Regions from separate parts of the Mus musculus genome. Here region 2 is linked to region 1. Evidence: chromatin loops called from intact Hi-C (ENCODE). Cell type or tissue: heart. All regions are shown on one strand. Each heading gives the region's core, and the rest is flanking DNA. Links, peaks and the distances in the headings are about the cores only.

Region 1 (10,528 bases), core at 1,633-9,632:
AACAGAACTTAAGTCCTCCTTGCTAAGGGCAATAGGTTCTACGAGAACTAGCCGTCTCTCCAAGCTCCCTAGACAAGTTGTTTGTTTTTGTTTCCTTTTCAAAATTGAGTCTCACTAGGTAGCCCTGGCAGACTTGGATCTCTGTAGACCAGCCTGGCCTCGAACTTGGGGATCTGCCCGCCTCTGCCTCTGGGTGTTGGTACTAAAGGCATGCATCACTATTGCCTAGGTTTCCTTGTGAGGATTTTTTAAAAGATTTATTTATTTATTTTATGTATATAAGTACACTGTAGCTGTCTACAGACACACCAGAGGAGGGCATCGGATCCCATTAGAGATGATTGTGAGCCACCATGTGGTTGCTGGGATTTGAACTCAGGACCTCTGGAAGAGCAGTCAGTGCTCTTAACCGCTGAGCCATCTCTCCAGCATCTGAGAATTTTATTTTATTTTATTTAGAAAATTCGTGTCTCAGTTCCTTTTCCTGTGGCTGGGATAAAACAGCAAACAAAGGCAACTTAGCAGAGGAGAAAGGGTTTATTGTTTCCTGTGGTTCGCGGTTCTGTAGAGGGCACGAGGTCCTTGTGTTCACTGAAAAGTACTGGAACAGATACTGTCAGCCTTCCTGAGGCTGCAGCCCTTTAACACAGTCCCTCATGTTGTGATGACCCCCAACCATAAAGCTATTTCATTGCTACTTCATATCGGCAACTTTGCTGCTCGGAATGATAAATGTCTCATATGCACATTATCTGAGATTCGACCCCCACCCCCACCTCCACCCCCACTTGAGAGGCCAGGGAAGGTAAACACTCGGGGAAGAGATGAGATTATAACCTACCTCTTCTCCACCCAGGAGGCTGGGAATGGGTGTGGTTAGTAGCCAGGGTGACCTCTGTCCTATATGGCTGAGAACACACTGGATCTTTCCCAGGCCCTTCAGATGACACTGTAGTCTATCTATAGAACCCGTCTTCAGGGAAGAGGTGACATGTACTTTGGAAAGAGTTTTGATGTCATTGTTCACACAGCTTTTATTGTACACACAGGATTGTGTTACACCGGGAAACTTTTTTCCAGTTTGTACTGTACTTAAATGTGCCTAAAATAAACTTCCCGGTGTCCAGAGTCTTTGAAGTTTGGACCAACCAGACTTTCTTCTTGGCTCACGGAGACAGACACTCTGCCAGCTTGTGTGTGCAGAGACCCCGCACAACCGTCCATCTTATCAGGGAAGTCCAGACATCAGCAGCTTAAAACAGAGGTCCCTTTGCCTCCACAGCCAGGAAAAGCAATGGATACAAGCTGCTGCCCAATCCCCCTCTCCAGTTACACAGTCCAGGATCCACCAGGGAATGAATGGGCCCCGCTGCACACACAATGGATCCGGCCTCAAGGCAACCGAGAGAATCTTCCAGAGGCATACCACCAAGGGTGCCCATCTTTGTTGTCTATCAAGCTGACAATTAGCATTAACATCACAATGAGGATTGTTTATTGGTTTGCTGTGATACAAAGAATGTGTTTTATCAAACCCTCAGAAAGTAAGTTTGGGCTCTTTTCCATTTCTCTTATTTTTCTATTTGAGACAGGGTCACACTCTCTAGACAAGGCTGACCTAGAATTCACTATGTAGCTAAGGATGGCCTTGAACTCTTACACCTCCTGAGTGCTAGGATTGCAACTATGTCACCATCATACTTGGCTTAGGTGGTGCTGGGGCTCAAACTCAGGACTTCCTGCATGTTAGGCGAACACTCTACCCACTGAGCCACACCACGGCCCCCCACCAGAGTCCTTACAAGTTGCCTTCTCTGAGCTGAGCAGCATTTTGGACCCTGTACCTTTTCATTAGGGATTTACACATGCCGTACTAACTACGGTCTCTGTAGACAGGTATGCCTTGAGCTTGAGAACTTCCTACTCCTACTGTAACAGGGCTGCGGGTCTTAGCACAACTGACTCCGTACCATTCAGGCTGTAGAACTCAGCACTTAGACAGCACCACCTGCCAAAACTAAAACAAAGACCTAATCCATCAACGTCCATAGCTCTGGGAAAGTCTCTAAATGTACTAAGCTTGCTTTTTGGCTTCTGTAGTTCTGCTCCTGGCTAATTGTTCTTGTTTACCGAAGGATGTCGATCCAGGACATGGTTTTTGTGCTTAAAAGCTTACCTGAGAAAGGCTTAGTGCTACGGTGGGATTTGAACACCCAGTATAGTCTCTGCCAGCTAATAAAGACTTTCTATTGGCTTACATCCCTGTCTCACCGGTCTTCTCTGGTGGATGCCCCCACGATACTGCCTCAGCCTCCCTAGTAGCTGTGATCAGAAGCCTGTCCCACCAGGCCTGGCTCTTGCCAGCTCCATTCTGGAAAGCAACCACAGATCATCAGCTCCCACCTCTAAGATTTCACGGTTCCTTTCCAACCAGATGGCATTTGGCTTTGCTCTGATCAGCCCCAAACTGGGAGCTTCCTCACAAGGACTGAAATGACGCCTCTGTTTTTACTCCACAATGCAGCATTTTGAAAAGCCTTCTTCTTCAAACCTTTCCTGTAATCAAGAATCATGCCTGGGGCTGAGGAGCTGGGTCAGCGGTTAAGAGCGCTAGACGCTCTTCTAGAGGACCTGGGTTTGACACCCACCACCCACGTGGCGGCTCACAACTGCCTGTAACTCCAGTTCTGCGGGTCCTGACACGTGAATAAATAATTAATAGTTTTTCGAGACAGGGTTTCTCTGTGTAGCCCTGGCTGTCCTGGAACTCACTCTGGAGACCAGGCTGGCCTCGAACTCAGAAATCCGCCTGCCTCTGCCTCCCGAGTGCTGGGATTAAAGCGTGTGCCACCACGCCCGGTAATAAATATGTTTAAAATTCCTCTCCACCTGGAGCCAGAGCTCGGGGATTTGAGACTTCCTGGGCCTGTGAGGTGGATCTAGGTTGGAAGCCCCATTCTACAAAGCAACAAAGGGCACATGGGTAAAGAAAATTAAAAGTACCTCCCATTTTTTAAAATTATTTTTATTATTTTTTATTTACATTATTATTCCAGAAAGTGTACCATGCCCTTGAGTTGGGAACACTATAGCAATATTTAATAATTGTATCTATTCCCATATGTAGAAAGCACTCAGGCAGCCTGCAGTGGAATGCCCCTAAGGGTTCCTGTTCCTTTTATAGCTTCTTGCTATCAGCTGAGACGGCGCCTGTTTTCTGAGGGTCGCTGACTCTCAGGATAACCTTTTCCCCTTGCAGTTTTCCTAGCTGCCTCTCTACCTGCTCCCTCCTTTTCCTCCAAGGACACAAAACCAGTCATTTTCATGGCTGCTATGCATTTATTGTTCCCTATATGATAAGCAGAGTGGAAACTCGATATAGAAGAGCATCCATGGGCTGGAGAGATGACTCAGCGGTTAAAAGCACTGACTGCTCTTCCAAAGGTCCTGAGTTCAAATCCCAGCAACCACATGGTGGCTCACAATCCCCCATAATGAGATCTGATGCCCTCTTCTGGGGTGTCTGAAGACAGCTACAATGTACTTACATATAATAATAAGTAAATCTAAAAGAAAAAAAAAAGAAGAGCATCGGTGCATAATTTATGGTTAGATGTTACCCTAGTGCTAAGGAAAATGAAGCAATGTTACCCCAAGTTTGGGGCTAGCCTGAGCTACACAGAAAGATTGTTTTAAAAGCCAAGCAAACTGACAAAACCCCTCTCTCATCTGCTGACAAGCCATTCAGCCCTTGCTAGAGGGGACATTTATTTCCCACTCTGTGTTCTTGGTGGCTGCTGAATCTTCTCCACGTGTCCCTTGAGAGGGCTAATGCTGCTAGCAGTGGATCCGACAGTCTCACCCTGCAGGGCCTAGTTATTGAAGAAGCAGAGGAAGCTCTTAGAACACACTGACTGAATATGGACGTTACCTGACAGGAACCCGGGATTTTGTAATCAGCTGGGCTCCTGCAGGCCACAAGGTTGAAGTTATTTCATCTCAGGAAAACCATTAAAAGCTCATCCCAGAATATAAAAACTTAGTCTTGTTCAAGGTGACCCTGAAGCGCCGGTGGTCAGAGCTCTGTGTTGTTAATATGTTTCCATTACCAAGGCTTCTGCAGCGGAACCCCGATTTCCCAGGTGGGTGGGCCAGTTTTAATCTGATCTACATTTCTGCTTTCCCCGGGTTTCCCCAAGTGGCTTCTGAATGTGTTGCAACAAAATTGCAAGGATGCTGAGTGAAGTATTTCAACTAAGCAATGTTTACGCGAAAGCCTCTGAATAAATGTGTTTGCAAATGGGCTTAGACCCTTGTGTGGAAAGGGCCTGCCTCTCCTAAATAGAAAAATCTTCAAGTAAATCAGATCTTACCCAAGAGTTTGAAAAACTGGAGGCAGGGCTTAATGAAGAGTTCCTAACCAGTACCCCGGAGCTCTTGACTCTAGCTGCATATGTATCAAAAGATGGCCTAGTCAGCCATCACTGGAAAGAGAGGCCCATTGGACATGCAAACTGTATATGCCCCAGTACAGGGGAACACCAGGGCCAAAAAGGGGGAGTGGGTGGGTGGGGGATTGGGGGGGTTGGTATGGGGGACTTTTGGGATAGCATTGGAAATGTAAATGAGGAAAATACCTAATAAAAAAGAGAGAGAGAGAAAAAAAGAGTTCCAAACCCCACCCAGGCTACCGCAGACCACCTTCAAGCTCCCAGCTCAATTTGCCACACTTTTACACTTCTTTCCTTCAGCAAAATCAGTCCGTTCAAGAGAACAAGGGAACGGTGACTTCGTCTGTCCCGGATACTCAGTTGTGTGCAGTGCTGAAAAACAAGCTTTTAGTTTTCAGCTAATGCTCAACATGGAGGCATATAATTAAGTGAATTCTGCCTCGTGCCATAGAGTATGTGACCCTGGGCTTACCTGTGACCATCATTCCCAAAGCATTTTTTCTATCAAAGGGCCAGTTTCATAGGGGTTTGTTTTGGTTTTGGTTTTTTCAAGACAGGGTTTCTCTGTGTAACCTTAGCTATGCTAGAACTCACTTTGTAGACCAGGCTGGCCTCGAACACACAGATCGCCTGCCACTGACTCCAGAGTACTAGAAATAAAGGTATGTGCCACACCTTCCCGGCTAAGTTATTATTATTTAGTGTTAGTGGTATGTATGTATGTATGTATGTATGTATGTATGTATGTATGTATGTATGTATGTATGTATGTATGTATTTGGTTTTGTATGAGCATGTAATACTGCCTTGGCGCTATTTCCTGGGCAAAAAGCGAGGTTTTCGCGACCAACCGCGACACCTTACTGATTCGACCTGCAAGTTCTTGCAGCAAGTCAGAGTGTCCAGCAGATGGCGCCACAGCTGAATTTTCTCCGGCTTTTGTGTATGCCATGCTTGTAGAAGGCAGGGGGAAACAAGATTAAAAAGATATTCTCATTTTCAGCATATAATGCCTTCTTCGTTGCGTCAGAGGCCTTTTTTTTTTTATTAGAACTGGTAAAATTAATGTTGAGGTCTTTTAAAAAGTTAATTGATAACAACTCAAAAAATGCAGGTTGGTTTTGTTTTGTTTTTGAAATATTTGCACTTTGTTCATTACATGTTCCACTTTTGTTTGTTTTTTTTTAAAAAAGGATTTATATGTCCCATATGTAGCTGTGTGTGTTTATGTGCTCCACCTACATAGAGGCTTGAAGTCACCTGATTTCTTAGAACCTGAGTAACAGGCAGTTGTGAATAGTGAGACCGTCGGTGCTATGGAGCCGAACCTTGTCCTCTCCAAGATCAGTAAGCACTCTTTACTGCTGAGCCGCTGCTCCACGCCTAAGTATTTGAGTGGGGGCATGTGTGCAGGGCAAAGTACCACTGTTTGCGGTGTGGTTTCCAAGTGTGCTCCAGGAATTACTCTCAATGAGCAGGGCCTGAGCTGCAAGCGCTTTTCTCCATTGAGCCCTTGGGCCTGCCCACGTTTTTCAAACAGTAGTAATCGCCACGGGAGCACAAAGGGGCTGGGGATACAGCTCAGAGGTAGAATTCTCGGCTAGGATCAATACTCGCCGTGTAAACGTATGAAACGTTAAAAAGAAATCAAGAGACGTTACATAAAAGAAGAGGCAGGATGGTCCAGAAACTTAAGCAATCGCCCAGGGTGACTTCCAAGGCGTGGCGGCGGTGAGCTCACCCGCTGCGACGGAAATGGCCTCGGAGGAAGCCGGGCGGTGGCCGCAGCGCGGGGACAGCGCCGCCTGCTGGTTACAGGCGACAAAGAGCTGGGCTCGCAGGGCGTGGACCCTGCACATTCCAGAGAGCTCACCAGGACCTTAGGAGCCAGGGACATAGCTGGAGCCGCCCCTCTGCCAGGAAGAGAAAGTTCGATGCCTGCTATAGTTAGGGAAGGCAGTCTCCCTGGGGGTTTTAGCGGCTTTAATTCCTAAAGCGAAAAAGGGTGGATTTGATTTGTATAACGTTGTCATTTTAGACCACTCCAGTGGAGGATGGCAAGCAGAACCTGATAGGGGTCCACTTTAATTTTATTTTATCCCTGTCTTAATGGGACTTGTCAAATATTAATGGGGCTTTAAGGCAGGCTTTAAATATGAGCAGGGAATTGCGTTTTAAACGTGGATGCGCTTGCCATTTCTGTCTGGCAATATTATTCTAGGAAGGTTGCAGTGAGGTTTCTGGAGTCCCGCCTCCTCTCCCCACTTCCGTTTTCTCTTCCCTCATTTGACAAGAGCCTCTGCACCCATCTCCTTAGAACACGTCACCATCATCCACTGGAAGTGGATTGTGGTACCACGTTTCTGTTTCTCCCCTATAGCTGAAGCCGGCAGAAAGATGACAGATTGCTATCTGCTCCTGAGCCTGCCTGGTTGCCGGGAACCAGGCAGGATGATGCTAACGCAGCTCTTACTGTGTTGCTTTCATTAAGTAGCAGGTGCTGTCTCATGGACAACCAACCCTGTGTTCACATTATTCGGTGATTAGGTCTTCCTTAGTATCTTCCACTCACAGCGACTGCTGATTTTAAAACTCTTTCCTAACTGCGTTTGACTTCTTGTAAGAGAATGAAGATCCACAGATGGGCGCTTTCATAGCACGCTTGCACCTGAAATTATGCAGTTGGCCAGGGCTGTCAGAGATCCAGGAGGCCACGCTTCCAACCTGAACTCTGAACCACTGTGATGCACTCTGGGGAGGGACAGGCATTGTCTTCAGCCTTGTACCCAAGCAGTTCAGACTGTTCCAGTGAACGCAGCAAACCAGCCTGTGGCCACAAAGGGAGCCCTGGCTAACTCAGTGGGCACAAAACAGAAACAATAAGAGGTCCCACAGACTGGGAGGGAAATAGAGAAGCTGGGTATAACAGTGATTAGAATGCACTGTGTATACATAGAGCTGATTTTGTTTGTTTGAGACAGGGTCTCATCATATAACTCTGGATGGCATTTGATCCATAGAGATTTATCCTTCTGCCTCTGGAGTGCTGGGGATTAAAGGCATGCGTTTCCACGTCCAGCTGTCTGAAATGGTAAAAGTCCCCATGGCAGGAAAAGTAGAAGGGATGCTATTTACTGGGTCCCTGTTTAACCTGAAGACCGTGATTCCCATCTCGGCTCATGTGTAAGCATTAATTATAGGCTCTTGTTCACAACGGCAGTGCCAGAAAAACCTGAATTAGGAGGTCAAAGGCAAGAGGAGGGAGAAAAGCTGGGTTAGTAGGTCCCTTAGGTGTCTGGGCTCCAAGCCCTCGCAATCCGGATCCATCCTGATGAGCACTAGGGGTTCTTTGTTTTGAGGACAAAGGGGGATATTTAGTAACTTTTAGTGAATCGGGCCAGGAAGATGTTTGACATTTGTTTATCTGCCGGGAGGAAGGAGGGGAAAGCCTCCCCTAACTGTACCTAAGTGTCCTTCAGCTAGAAGATACAAGAACAGAGAAGCTGAAAACATTAATACAATGCAGGCACACATCTCCCTGCCCGACCCTGGACTGTTGAACCAAAGGCTACTAAACTAAGCATGGACACGGCAGGGGCCTCCCTTGGAGGACTCCCCAGAGAACGTCTGCTCACACAAAGCCAAGCACTTCTGAGGGGGGAGGGGAGCGGGCTTTTTCTTCGTTAAGGAGAAGGCTCCTTCTCTTCTCCCCTCCTCCCTTCTCACCTGTCCCTTCCCCTTCTCCACCAGCTGGTCCCCTCTCTTAGGAGGAGTTGGCAGAATAAACCCCTCACCCCTGCTATCGGTCTTGGATCTTCTGGAGCCCTGAACTCCAGGAAAAGCAAGGTGGTCCGTCTATATTTAGAATTCTAACCTGCTGTGAGTTTTGTTTTTCTCCTTTAGTTGTGCAAAACCCAAAGCTTTGCAGCCCTGCCTAAATCAGCAGCACTCCCACCTTTTGAAAATTTGAATCTGAGCTCCCAAGCAAAATTTCCTAAGTGTGTCCTTTCTCCTCAAAATGAAATAAAACACAAAGACTGCCTTCGGGAAGAGGCAACTCAGTACAGATCCTAAGCTGTAGCTGTTTCGGGAGAGAAAGAGCCCCCCGGAGCCCTCCCTTCTGCCACCACACCCTTGGCCGCTTTTCATCTGCAAAATCAGTGTGCTAAGCTAAGAGTGAGAGCCAGAGCTAACCTCCGAGAAAAAAACAAAAACAAAAACTGTTACTTGGGGAAGAAGTCTGCAGTGCGCAGACTGGGTGGGGCACCGAAACACCCGGTCATTTTCTCTTTCCAAACTGGGGATCTTTCCATTTATTAAAATTGTATTTACTGCTATTGTTTGTGTATGAGGTGGGTGTTACAGTAAACACACACAAACACACACACAAACAACTGATGAAATATCTGGCCTTGGCGGAGGCCTAACCTTTCAGTTAGGCTGAGTCAGTCGTTTAGCCAAGGGACCGTCCCTAGCATCCTTAAGCCATGATAGAGACACATATCATAATCTAACAGTTCTTTAATGAGGTACTGTGCTCCCCCCAACCCCCCCACCCCCCACTGCACCCCTAGTGCTGACGCTTGCAGGGCCGTGGGATCACAGCCAGGTATTATTCTGAATTATCCAGAAAAACTTAACTTCTCCCACTCTTGCTCTTTCTTCCTTCTATCTCTTTTCTAAGCATGCTTTGCTGGGCTCTTGCCCCACCCCCACCCCCCAACTCTGAGTCGCCCTCCTTTTTCTCCAAAGCCTCTAAAGCACCACGTGGCTCCTTGTCCGCCATGTCTGACCTAATACAGACGGCCCCGGGGGGGGGGGGGGGGGGGCTTTGTTGTTATTAGTTTCCTTTCAGCCTCTCCGGGAGCTGCTGAAGCTTATAACTGGCCTGCCTTGATTTTTGTTGTTGTTGTTTATTTTGAAAAAGACTCCATTCTCAAGTCTTTAGCTCTTGTATCATTGCAGGGCTGTGGGGGGGCATGCAGATGTGAGAGGCCCATGTGGAGCAGGTTCCCTCTTTCCACCTTTATTTGGGCCCTGGGTGTTAGCATTCTGTCGAAGCTCCGCCCCACAGTTACCTGGCAACAGCCAGGTAGGCCTGGCCCACTATAAAATGGGCTGCTTGCCCCCTCCTCTCGTTCTCTTGATCTCTTGCTTCTCTCTCTGTCTCTCCCCTTCCCATTGCTTTCCCCATCCCTCTTGTCACGTGCTCATGGTCATGGCCAGCCTCCTCTACTTCTCTCTCACCCTCTTTTTGTTTTGTTTTGTTTTTTCAAATCAGGGTTTCTCTGTGTAGCCCTGGCTGTCCTGGAACTCACTCTGTAGAGCAGGCTGGCCTCAAACTCAGAAATCCGCCTGCCTCTGCCTCCCGAGTGCTGGGATTAAAGGCGTGCATGCGCCATGGTGATTCTACCCTTTTAACTCCCTCCCCATGCCCTGAATAAACTATTCTATTCTATACTGTCCTGTGGCTGGTCCCTCAAGGGGAAGGGATGCCTCTGCCTGGGCCCGCTGAGACATCCCGTTCCCCCGTACCTCACCGCACCCCCATGGAACAGATTCCCCCCTTCTCCTTATCTCTATAAACACATCACTGGGTCTCAGACTCCAGTTCTCAGGCTTGCACAGTGGGTACTTTTCCTCGGTGAACCATCTCGCCAGTCCTGGGGAAATTGGTGTCCCCTCTTGGGATTCTTAGTCTCTTTAAGAAAATACTTTAGGATGCAAACAGAAGATGAAGGACAATTGTATCAGAAGTTAAAACAAACAAACAAGCAAACAAAAGGACCAGGCAGAGAAGCTGGAAATCTCAGTAGCTTCCCAGAGGGGACTACTGGAGAAGAGAAAAAGAAAAAAACAACCCCATCCCATTCCAGCTAATCTGAGGTTGGAGGTCACACACACACACACACACACACACACACACACAGAACAGCGAGCAGCCACTTGCAGCCAAGATAGAACAAAGGAAAAGTTACATTTTTTCCCCCTAAGATCCTAAAAGAAAAGCACTTGTGGCTGAGTGCAGCCCTGCAAACCTGCAGGGGTGTGGGAGTTCTGGGAAGGGAAGGCACAGC
Region 2 (10,528 bases), core at 1,441-9,440, 65 kb after region 1:
CCGAGTTGCGGTCTCACCCGCGACCTTTTTGCTTTTAATGAAAGCCATAAGAAATACGGGGAATATTTCCTCGACTATAGTCCACAAACCTTAGTTATCCAAAAGCAAGAAGGTCGACTATCTCGATATAGAAATTTGTGTGGTATCAGATGATGACAGTGAAGTGTTTTGAGGGAACAGAAATCGGATCTCGGCAGTTGATAATCCCTTGCTGAATCAGGACATATGTAGAACAGCAGAGCTCTGTACCTACAAATAGACGAAGTTAAGACCATCAGCCTGCAGGCTGCTCCAGGTGCATGCTCTAACACTGCTCCTTTACCACATTCTGAAGAGCCCCTGTCCCTTGACCCCGAAGCTGGGCCCCTCCCCTCCCTGCTCCAGCCACGTGCTTCCTGTGCCTAAAATTGTTCCAAGATATGGACACCAGAGCAAAAACAGAGTTCAGAGGGTAGATGAAAGGCCTTTGTATATTGGTTTTCAAAAAGAGAAGGCAGTAGTCACACCTAGGTGTGGAACATGCAGAACTTGTCACATAGTGCCACTAAGAACTCCAGTTACTTTGCAACATTGCTAATAGATTTTTTTTTTTTTCTTTTCCTTCCCTACCACAGCGTGAGTGCATCTCCATCCACGTTGGCCAGGCTGGTGTCCAGATCGGCAATGCCTGCTGGGAGCTCTACTGCCTGGAACATGGCATCCAGCCTGATGGCCAGATGCCAAGTGACAAGACCATTGGGGGAGGAGATGACTCCTTCAACACCTTCTTCAGTGAGACAGGAGCTGGCAAGCATGTGCCCCGGGCAGTGTTCGTAGACCTGGAACCCACGGTCATCGGTAAGCTGGCTGGGGGCTTCCCCAGGCATTCCTTCTTGGTCACATACTCAGAATCTCTCTCCAGACCCAGAAGGGTGAGTGAGCTTGTGTGTGTCCTCGGTGGCCGATGGCTGATGTCTTCTCCCTTTGCAGATGAAGTTCGCACCGGCACCTACCGCCAGCTCTTCCATCCTGAGCAGCTCATCACAGGCAAGGAGGATGCTGCCAATAACTATGCCCGTGGCCACTACACCATTGGCAAGGAGATCATTGACCTTGTCCTGGACAGGATTCGCAAGCTGGTAAATGCCATATATGGATGGGTTTAAAATGCAGTGGGAGGGTGTCTTGGTTCCCAATCTAAAGGAATTGCAAATAGTGCTAAGTTTATGCCCTCCTAATAAAACATTACATTTCCTTTTCTCCCACAGGCTGACCAGTGCACAGGTCTCCAGGGCTTCTTGGTTTTCCACAGCTTTGGTGGGGGAACTGGCTCTGGCTTCACCTCCCTGCTGATGGAGCGGCTCTCTGTGGATTACGGAAAGAAGTCCAAGCTGGAGTTCTCCATTTACCCAGCCCCCCAGGTTTCCACTGCTGTGGTTGAGCCCTACAATTCCATCCTCACCACCCACACCACCCTGGAGCACTCTGATTGTGCCTTCATGGTAGACAATGAGGCCATCTATGACATCTGTCGTAGAAACCTCGACATTGAGCGCCCAACCTACACCAACCTTAACCGCCTTATTAGCCAGATTGTGTCTTCCATCACTGCTTCCCTCAGATTTGATGGGGCCCTGAATGTTGATCTGACAGAATTCCAGACCAACCTGGTACCCTACCCTCGCATCCACTTCCCTCTGGCCACTTATGCCCCTGTCATCTCTGCTGAGAAAGCCTACCATGAGCAGCTTTCTGTAGCAGAGATCACCAATGCCTGCTTTGAGCCAGCCAACCAGATGGTGAAATGTGACCCTCGCCATGGTAAATACATGGCTTGCTGCCTGCTATACCGTGGTGATGTGGTTCCCAAAGATGTCAATGCTGCCATTGCCACCATCAAGACCAAGCGCAGCATCCAGTTTGTAGACTGGTGCCCCACTGGCTTCAAGGTTGGCATTAATTACCAGCCTCCCACTGTGGTACCCGGTGGTGACCTGGCCAAGGTGCAGAGAGCTGTGTGCATGCTGAGCAACACCACAGCCATTGCTGAGGCCTGGGCTCGCCTAGATCACAAGTTTGATCTGATGTATGCCAAGCGTGCCTTTGTGCACTGGTATGTGGGTGAGGGCATGGAGGAGGGTGAGTTCTCTGAGGCCCGTGAGGACATGGCTGCCCTAGAGAAGGATTATGAGGAGGTTGGTGTGGATTCTGTGGAAGGCGAGGGGGAGGAAGAAGGAGAGGAGTACTAAGTCCATTCCTTGAGCCCCCTGTGTCGTCAAACTGCTCCAGTATTAGTTGCAGGCACTGATGCTTCTGTGCTGTTTCCATTCTGTGATCATGTCTTCTCCATGTTGTACCTCTTAAGTTTTCCATGATGTCTCAAAGTAAAAGCTTTAAGAAAAGAGTTTTGTTTCTGGATACTTTGTTTCAGATCCTGTAGCTCAGATGAGCCTAGGCCTGCCTCGCTAATTGCAATCCCCTGTGATAGTCATTATAGGTAACCGCTCAGCTGATTCATTGCCTCTTGGGTACTAGGGGAGCACTAGACTGAGAAAGTCTGTATGGCATGGGAGCTTTGCTTGACTCCACGCTACCTAAAATACTTGCCAAGATGTCAAGTGATCCTTAAGGCTGGTTGTGCACTTACTTCCATTGAGGCCAGGCTGACACAGGGCATGGAGGGTGTGTTGTTTGAACTGCAAATATCTTGAGAGTGGTATGAATTCCAATTAGCCCTGATTCCAGTTTGAGGATTGGGGTCTACCAAAAGGCATGAAGTCTAAGAGTTTTTGTCCCTTACTGCTAAGGTAAAGTCTACAGGGGTGACAGTTAACTGGTCATTTCCTACTAGGAAAGAGCCAAAGGAAGAGTACACTGTCTACAGGATGTGGGAACACTGGTAAATGATAAAAGTACTCCCATTTATACCACTATGAGGATATTTGGTACTTGGGATTGAACAAAGGGCCCCAGACATGAAAGACAAGTGATAAACCTGCTGTTATACTCTACTTATTTTGCGATGTCTTAGTTATCTATGCTGGTCTTGTTATCCATTTTGGTATGTAGCCCAGGGTTGCTTCTGCCTCCCAAGTGTGGGATTAGAGGCCAAAAATAAAAGCTGGATGACCAGGAATACAAGGCCAGCCTGAGCTGTAATGACCCTGTCCCAAGAAAAGCAAGCAAACTAGGTATTTGGCTTATGCTGAATATTCGGAGGAAGATGCCCTTGTGCTTGCTAACCAGCAAGTCTGACCCAGTCTAAATCCCACTTCGGACTGAGAGACTTTGTCTCAAAAACCATTGTACAAAAACCAAGGTAGAGGCTAACAAATGACCTAGTAGAGGACCCAAGTTCACCCAAGCACCCACATCTAGTTATTTTACTAGCTCCAGCTCCAGGGAGATCTGGTCCCTATGCCTTCTGGAGGCTGCAAATTCTCCACATGTGTACATATAATAAGTCTAAAGCACCCAAAACAAGGTGGACAATGCCTGTGAAACAACATTGGGGTGACCTCTGGCCACACATGTGCACAGTTTTGTATGAGCATGCACGAGTTCACACACAGATACAGAACGTCTTCACAAGAGAGATTGTGCCAGGTGTGGTGGCACACACTTTTAATCTCAGCGTGCAAGAGGCAGGGGCAGGTGAATCTCTTGAGTTCAAGGCAGTCCTCTGTGAGTTCCGAGTTCCGGGACCACATAGACCCTGTCGTAAAGCAACACCTTTGGGGATGCAGAAGTGCATCTGTAGCTTAGTTTGTGGGATGTTTGCCCAGCATTCATGAAGCCTTGGGTTTGAGCCCCAACACTGCATTCATCCTGGCATGGTGGCTGAGGCCTATAATCTCAGGACTCAAGGTGGAGGCAGGAGGATCAGGCAGAAGTTGATCAGGGTGCAGTGCCTGGCGACGATGCCTGTGACCCAGAGGAGGCTGAAAAATTATTAAATCTTGATTTTCCCTCTTAAGCCCGGTTTGTTGTAGTTACCATTTTGAGGTTTTGTTTTTTGTTTTTTTTTCATGATAGGGTTTCTCTGTGTGTAGCCCTAGCTGTCCAGCTCTGTAGTAGACCAGGCTAGCCTAGAGCTGAGAGAGATCCTGCCTCTGCCTCTGCCTCTGCCTCTGCCTCTGCCTCTGCCTCAGGCTAGATGCTGGGATTATAGGCATCTGCCACTACACCCTGGCTTTTTTTTTTTTTTTTTTAATTTATGGCAGTCCTTCTGCCTCAGCTTCCCAAATACTAGGATTACAGGAAAGTACAAGTGTTCGTGGCCATCTTAAGATCTTTATTGTTTATAGTCAATGTGCATTTTAAAGGTTTGTAAAACTCCCACATTCTCCTTCCAGCTCACATCCTCTTTAAGCAGCCTCTGGAGAAGGGGAGTCCTGAGGGGTTGGGGTCAGAGAGAGACTTGGCTCTTGTTCCGTCCTGACGCTCCATCCCCTTCTGGGCCCATTTCTTCCTTTGCACTGTGGATTTCCATTGTGCTTTGCTCACAGGAGTTAACAGCACCCTGTCAGGCCCTGTAGCTGTGGAAGCCAGAGATGGTTCCCTTCTTCCAACATATGGATTGTGAGAATCAAACTTAGGTGATCGAACTTGGCATCTCATTAGCCTTAACATTTGCTAAAAACAAAACAAAAACAACAAACAAACAACAAAAACCACAGCCTGCTAAAATGCGTTCAGAGCTCAGCGTTCTTCACCTTCCGCCTAAGGTCATTGTTAAAGTGGGAGGACTCGGGTTACTCATCTCACAGATGACACATTTAATTGGCAAGCAAGGAAGATGATACCACAGCTTTGGGTCCAGGTTTAAATATTGCCTGTTAAAGGATTAGAGCGAATACGGGTCTTTCAGCCTTAAGGAGGTCCATGCTGTGATCCAGGGTAGACATTCAGGATTTCATCACGGAAGGCAGGAAGAACCTTTCAGTCTGAGACTGCGGAATGAGAAGACATCCACCCCTCCCATTCCCATAAAGTGCCTAGCAAATTCCTTAATGCCCTGCAGATGGCACCACCGACAAGGAGTTCTCTGTCCAGGAAAGCCAAGCCAAGCCAAGCCTTGGGAACTCAGCCTGCCCTTGCCATCACCTTGGAGGTAAGGCTCAAAAAAATGCAGCAAACAGGAAGTGACCCACGGGGCATGCCTAGCATTCACGGCTTGTCAAATTTTGTTTTGGCAGCTACTGGAGGAAGCCGTGCCTGGTGTTCCATCACAGTGAATGAAGCAACCTCATACCCAAGAAGTTTCTCGACCTGAGACCCAAACTCTCCACTCCTACTCCAGGACAATAGTAAAAAAAAAAAAGGGGGGGGGTATGTCGGACTTTTGAGATAGCATTGAAAATGTAAACGAGGAAAATACCTAATAAAAAAAATTAAAAGAAAAAAAGAAAAAAAAGGCATGGCTTCTGGGTCAACAGGAACTAAAGAAGAGAATGTGGCTATATTAACTAAACTAAACTAAACTCAATACTGATACAAAGAAATAATCACTAGGGCTGGAGAGATGGCTCAGAGGTTAAGAGCACTGGCTGCTCTTCCGGAGGTCCTGAGTTCAAATCCCAGAAACCACATGGTGGCTCACAACCATCTGTAATGGGATCCATCTGATGCCCTCTTCTGGGGTGCCTGAAGACAGCTATAATGTACTTATATAAATAAATAAATAAATAAATTATTCTAAAAAAAAAGTCATAGGTCATCTTTAAAAAAAAAAAGAAAGAAAGAAAAAAGAAATAGTCACTGGTGGTCATCTCCAGGCTGCTACTGTTGACACTGTGTTGCTAGAACTAGCTTCTTCCCCTCTGCCACTCTCAACTGACAGCTTGTGGATGCTGTGTTCCAGTGTTCAGAGGAAGAGTTTGAATGAGGAAGGCAGAGGTGCTGAGCAGTGGTGGTGTATGCCTTTTATCTCGGAATGTGAGAGGCAGAGGCAGGTGGATGGATCTCTGTGGATTCCAGATCTATGAGTTCCAGGACACCCAGGACTACACAGAGAAACTCCCTGTCTTGAAAACTGAAAAACGAAACAAAAAGTAAGAAAAGAAAGCAGAGTCATATCCCTCATCTTGTGTTCTTGTGCGCAGGAGTGTGTGTGTGTGTGTGTGTGTGTGTGTGTGTGTGAATGCTGGGCAATCATTCTGACAACTGAGCTACAGTCCCAGCCCTTCTTTGTCTTTTTATTGGCTCTGTGGATGAACTCAGGGCGTTGTGCATACCACGCAGGCACCCTTGCACTGAACCAAGTATGAAATGAAAGCAGGTTTCATCCAAATGGAGGTTTTCTTTAATATCCTTTTAAAGAAAAGGATTGTAAGCACTTTAATCGACTGAGGCAGGAGAGACAGGCTGAGAATCCTGGGACGGTGGAAAGCATGGACCTTCGTTCAGTGCTCACTGGTACTTTTTTTTCAGTTTTTGAGACAGGGTTTCTCTGCATAGCCCTGGCTGTCCTGGAACTCGCTCTCTAGACCAGGCTGGCCTTGAACTCAGAACCACCTGCCTCTGCTGCCTGAGTGCTGGGATTAAAGCTGTACTCTATCGCAACCACTCAGTGCTCAATGGTAGTTTTTGAAACTTAGAGAGGTAGAAATCCCTTTGGGGAATCTGGAGAGAGTGTGTTATCAAATTTGGGGTCACATCCTATGCCCCAAGTCAGGTGCCACCTGTCCTCAGTAGGCCAGTAAACATTAACAGCCATGTTAACAGTGGGAAGCCGAGTGAGGAGATTCATTCGGGGAGCTTTTGGCTAGTTTGGCTACACAGGAAGACCTATCACAGAAGGAAACGTAAGGTACTGGGCTTGCAGAGGGTTAAGTCACAGGTTGATGCCAGACTAGGCTATTTCTCCTAGATCTTCTAAGCTCTTTCTACTGCAGCTTGAATTTACACTGTACAGTTCTGACTTGACTAGCTGTATTGATACCTTTTTTTTTTCTTTTTTTTTTTTTATTTTTTTCTTTTTTCCTAGCCCTGGCTAGGGGGAATAACTATGTCACAAAGGTTGGATGGTTTCTCTGTGCAGCCCTGGCTGTCCTGGAAGTTGCTCTGTAGATCAGGCTAGCCTCGAACTCATAAAGATCTGCCTGTCTCTGCCTCCGAAGTATGAGTGCTGGGATTAAAGGTGTGTGCCACCACTGCCTAGCTCTAGCTCTGCATCATCATCATTATATCATCATTATCAAATTTTACTTTTGTTGGGTATGTAAGTTTGAAGCCAGCCTAGTCAACATGTTCTAGGCCAGCTAGAGTTACACGGTAACTCAAAACAAACAAACAAAGTGTGCATGCGCCTAAGGAAAGTCAGGCCAGAAGACGGCACTGGTTTTGCCTAGGACTAACGGTTACAGGTCGTGAGCTACCATGTAGGTGCTGGGAACTCGACCCAGGTCCTCTGCAAGAGCAACAAGTGCTCTCACCTGCTGAGCCATCTCTGTAGTCCTGGGCATTTTGCCTTCTAAAGTGCACTTCAGGCCAGATTGTAGTGTTATATTTCCATAATTCCAGCACTAGAGGCTAGCCTGAGTTACACAGCGAGACCTTGTCTCAAAATAAGTAAAACAGGCTCAAAATCAGTTCTCCGTAGATGTTCAATGTATACTCAGATTCCATAATAATTAGTGCCTGTGAGAGTCGGAGGCAGGAGGACCTCCATTCTTGCGCGCACCGGACTCGACCAGCAAGAACTACGCTGCAACAGGATCCTTCTGCACACGTTTATTGGGAGAGCTTGATTGCAGAGGCGAAAAGACTTCGAGCCCAGAACTGGTGCTGCTTTTATAGGCCTAGGAGAGGCGTGTCTCATACCCGGATTGGTTATGCACTAAGCCTCATTTGCATGTTCCTCATCTGATTGGCTACTCTCTCTTAGTACCTTACAGAACCTCATTATCATATCTCATTTGCATGTCTCACATCCGATTGGTTATACTCTCAGTACCTTACAGAACCTCATTATCATGCCTGGGCCAGGCAGTGTTTTTGCAAAAAACTTTCCTGCATATGTACACATTGGTTGTTTGTCCAATCTTATGCGTGGTGGCCAGCAGTAGTCAGTGCCACTCAGCAACGGCACATGTGGCTTCCCACACTCCATGAGTTTGAAGATGATAGCCTAGACTACATAGTTCATTTCTAACCAGCCTGGGCTATGGAGTACAGCCCTGACTTAAAACAAAAAAAGTGAGGTCTGGAGGGCTGGATTATAGATCAATGGTAGAGTGTTTACCTAGCATGTACTAGCAGGTCCTGGATTGGATCCCCAGCACAGGCAAAAAACAAACAAAAAATTCTGACTGGAAGGTGAGATAAAGTGTAGTATAGCTCAGAACAACAGACTAGTAGACTCAGAACCTAAATCTTTTGATTATTAATAATGCTGGCTATTTTTTTTCTTCCTATGTTTGCAAATGTTTGTCCTTGGGTATGTACAGCAGGTCAAAAGCTAAGAAAATCACTTAGTTCAAGACAAACATGATTCTCTAGAGAAGTCTATATGGGAGAAGGCCAGCAAATTAATATACGCAAGTTAAATCCAACTATGGCAACTTCTGATAACATGAAAAAACAGGTTGCTTGGGCTGGTGAAATGGCTTTAGCCTAAAGTGACAAATCTGAAGACTTGAGCATGAGTCTCAAGACCCACAAGATAGAAAGAGCCCAGTCCTGGAAGTTGTTCTTTGACCTCCATACATTACAGTGCCATGAATGTGCCTGGACATATATACAAAACAATTTAAAAATTAAAAAGTGGGTTGCTTTAGATAAGGTGGTGAGGGAGACGACCATGAACTGTAAAATTTAAACCAGGAGATAAATGGGTGAAAGATCAGACATTTCAAGGCCATCCTGGGTTAGGGAGCCAGCCAGGAGCGAGCTGGGAGTGATCTACAACAGATCCAGAGTCCTGAGGTCAGAAAGGGTGTGGAAAGGCCTCCTAAGGACTGAATAGAAGGCTGGAATGAGGACAACACCGGGTTACAGTAGAGAGGACCTAGATCTCAGATACAAAGTCTGAGCCAACAAAATAAATAGAAAATCTGGCAAGGTGTATGTGATGTGGGCTGTGGACCAGGGCACACATTCCAGCCCATCCAGAGAGCAGTAGATCTGCCCCTGATCTGGTGGTATATTGTTTGTTCTTTGGTTTTTGTTTTGTTGAGACAGGATTTTCTCTGTGTGGCACTGGCTATCCTGGAACTTGCCCTGTAGACCAGGGTAGCCTCCGACACAGATCTCTCTTTAAGAAACATTCTGGATCCCGGAGGTGGTGGTGCACACCTTTAATCCCAGCACTGGGGAGGCAGAGGCAGGTGGATTTCTGAGTTTGAGGCCAGCCTGGTCTACAGAGTGAGTTCCAGGACAGCCAAGGCTACACAGAGAAACCCTGTCTCAAAAAACCAAAAAGCGGGCTGGTGAGATGGCTCAGTGGGTAAGAGCACCCGACTGCTCTTCCGAAGGTCAGGAGTTCAAATCCCAGCAACCACATGGTGGCTCACAACCATCTGCAATGAGATCTTGTGCCCTCTTCTGGGGTGTCTGAAGACAGCTACAGTGTACTCATATATAATAAGTAAATCTTAAAAAAAAAAAAAAAAAAAAAGAAACATTCTGGGCTAATGTATATGTCAGCAGGGGAGTGCATGCAATATTTACTCAAAACTGTTTGTTCAATCTTCAGCATCTCACACACACACAGACACACGCAGACACACACGCACACAGACACAGACACACACACACACACACACACACACACGAGAGGGAGGGGAGGAAGTGGTGTGAAATCAAACCCCAAGGTTGGAATTTGTTTAAAAAAAGACACAAGTCAAGCCACCCTATTGTTCCACCTGCGAGGGCCTTGGAGCGGTCTTTAGGACAGATGAATCTCCCTCACACCAATCAACTTGGCATACTTTACTACTGATTTATTTTTTAAATATTTTTATATTTTAATCATGAGTATAAGTATAAGCACACACACACACACACACACACACATATATGCGCACACAGATTCCCCCTAGAGCTGAAGTTGCAGGTAGCGAAGAGCTGTCCAGGGTGGGTGATAAGAATCCAGCTCAGGTCCTTTGCAAAAGCAATGCATGCTCTTAAGCTCTGAACTGCCTCTGCAGCTCTCTCTCTTTAAAATTCACTAACTAATTAATCAATTAATTGAGACAGAGTCTTTCTACATAGCCCTGGATGTCCTATGTAGACCAGGATGGCTTCACACTCACAGAGATTTGATTGTCTTGTCCTCAAGAGTGCTGGGATTAAAGGCATGTGCCGCCACACCTGACTTACTTTTTAAAAAAGACTTTATTTTTAACATTTTAAATTATGTGTATGAATGTCTCAGTTACTGTTTTATTGCTGTGACAAAACCAAACCAAACAAACAAACAAAAACATGACCAAGGCAACTTATAAAAGAAAGCATTTAATTTGGAGTTCACAGTTTCAGAGGGTGAGTCCATGACCATCACGGTGGGGAGCATGGCAGCTGTCAGGCAGGCACAGCACTAGAGCAG

What was found. Peaks named below come from ENCODE experiments on the same cell type or tissue, not always from the same donor. Only the 100,000 strongest peaks of a DNase experiment are listed, where the experiment ranks them.
Region 2: a loop joins it to region 1, with 6 times the contacts of the local background. A loop is called at or near these places in 14 of 42 quality-filtered maps.

The regions. Positions count from the first base shown.
Region 1 is chr15:98,988,934-98,999,461 of GRCm38, reverse strand. 4930578M01Rik (RIKEN cDNA 4930578M01 gene) reads right to left here. Exons shown (of 4, transcript NR_045991.1): 4 at 10,181-10,528. Among named protein-coding and RNA genes, the nearest start is that of 4930578M01Rik, 8.2 kb to the right of the region's middle. In heart, for the core only: a CTCF peak has its summit at 5,361 (motif pointing right); DNase peaks (open chromatin) are centred at 5,351, 6,231, 6,741, 8,101 and 2 weaker places; H3K4me3 peaks cover 3,097 bases; H3K27ac peaks cover 6,767 bases.
Region 2 is chr15:98,923,282-98,933,809 of GRCm38, reverse strand. Tuba1b (tubulin, alpha 1B) reads left to right here. Exons shown (of 4, transcript NM_011654.2): 2 at 615-837; 3 at 970-1,118; 4 at 1,248-2,381. The coding sequence ends at 2,228. It overlaps Gm41396 (a long non-coding RNA gene), which reads right to left. Exons shown (of 5, transcript XR_001781764.2): 3 at 1-249. Among named protein-coding and RNA genes, the nearest start is that of Tuba1b, 5.8 kb to the left of the region's middle. In heart, for the core only: a CTCF peak has its summit at 4,996 (motif pointing right); a DNase peak (open chromatin) is centred at 5,109; H3K4me3 peaks cover 590 bases.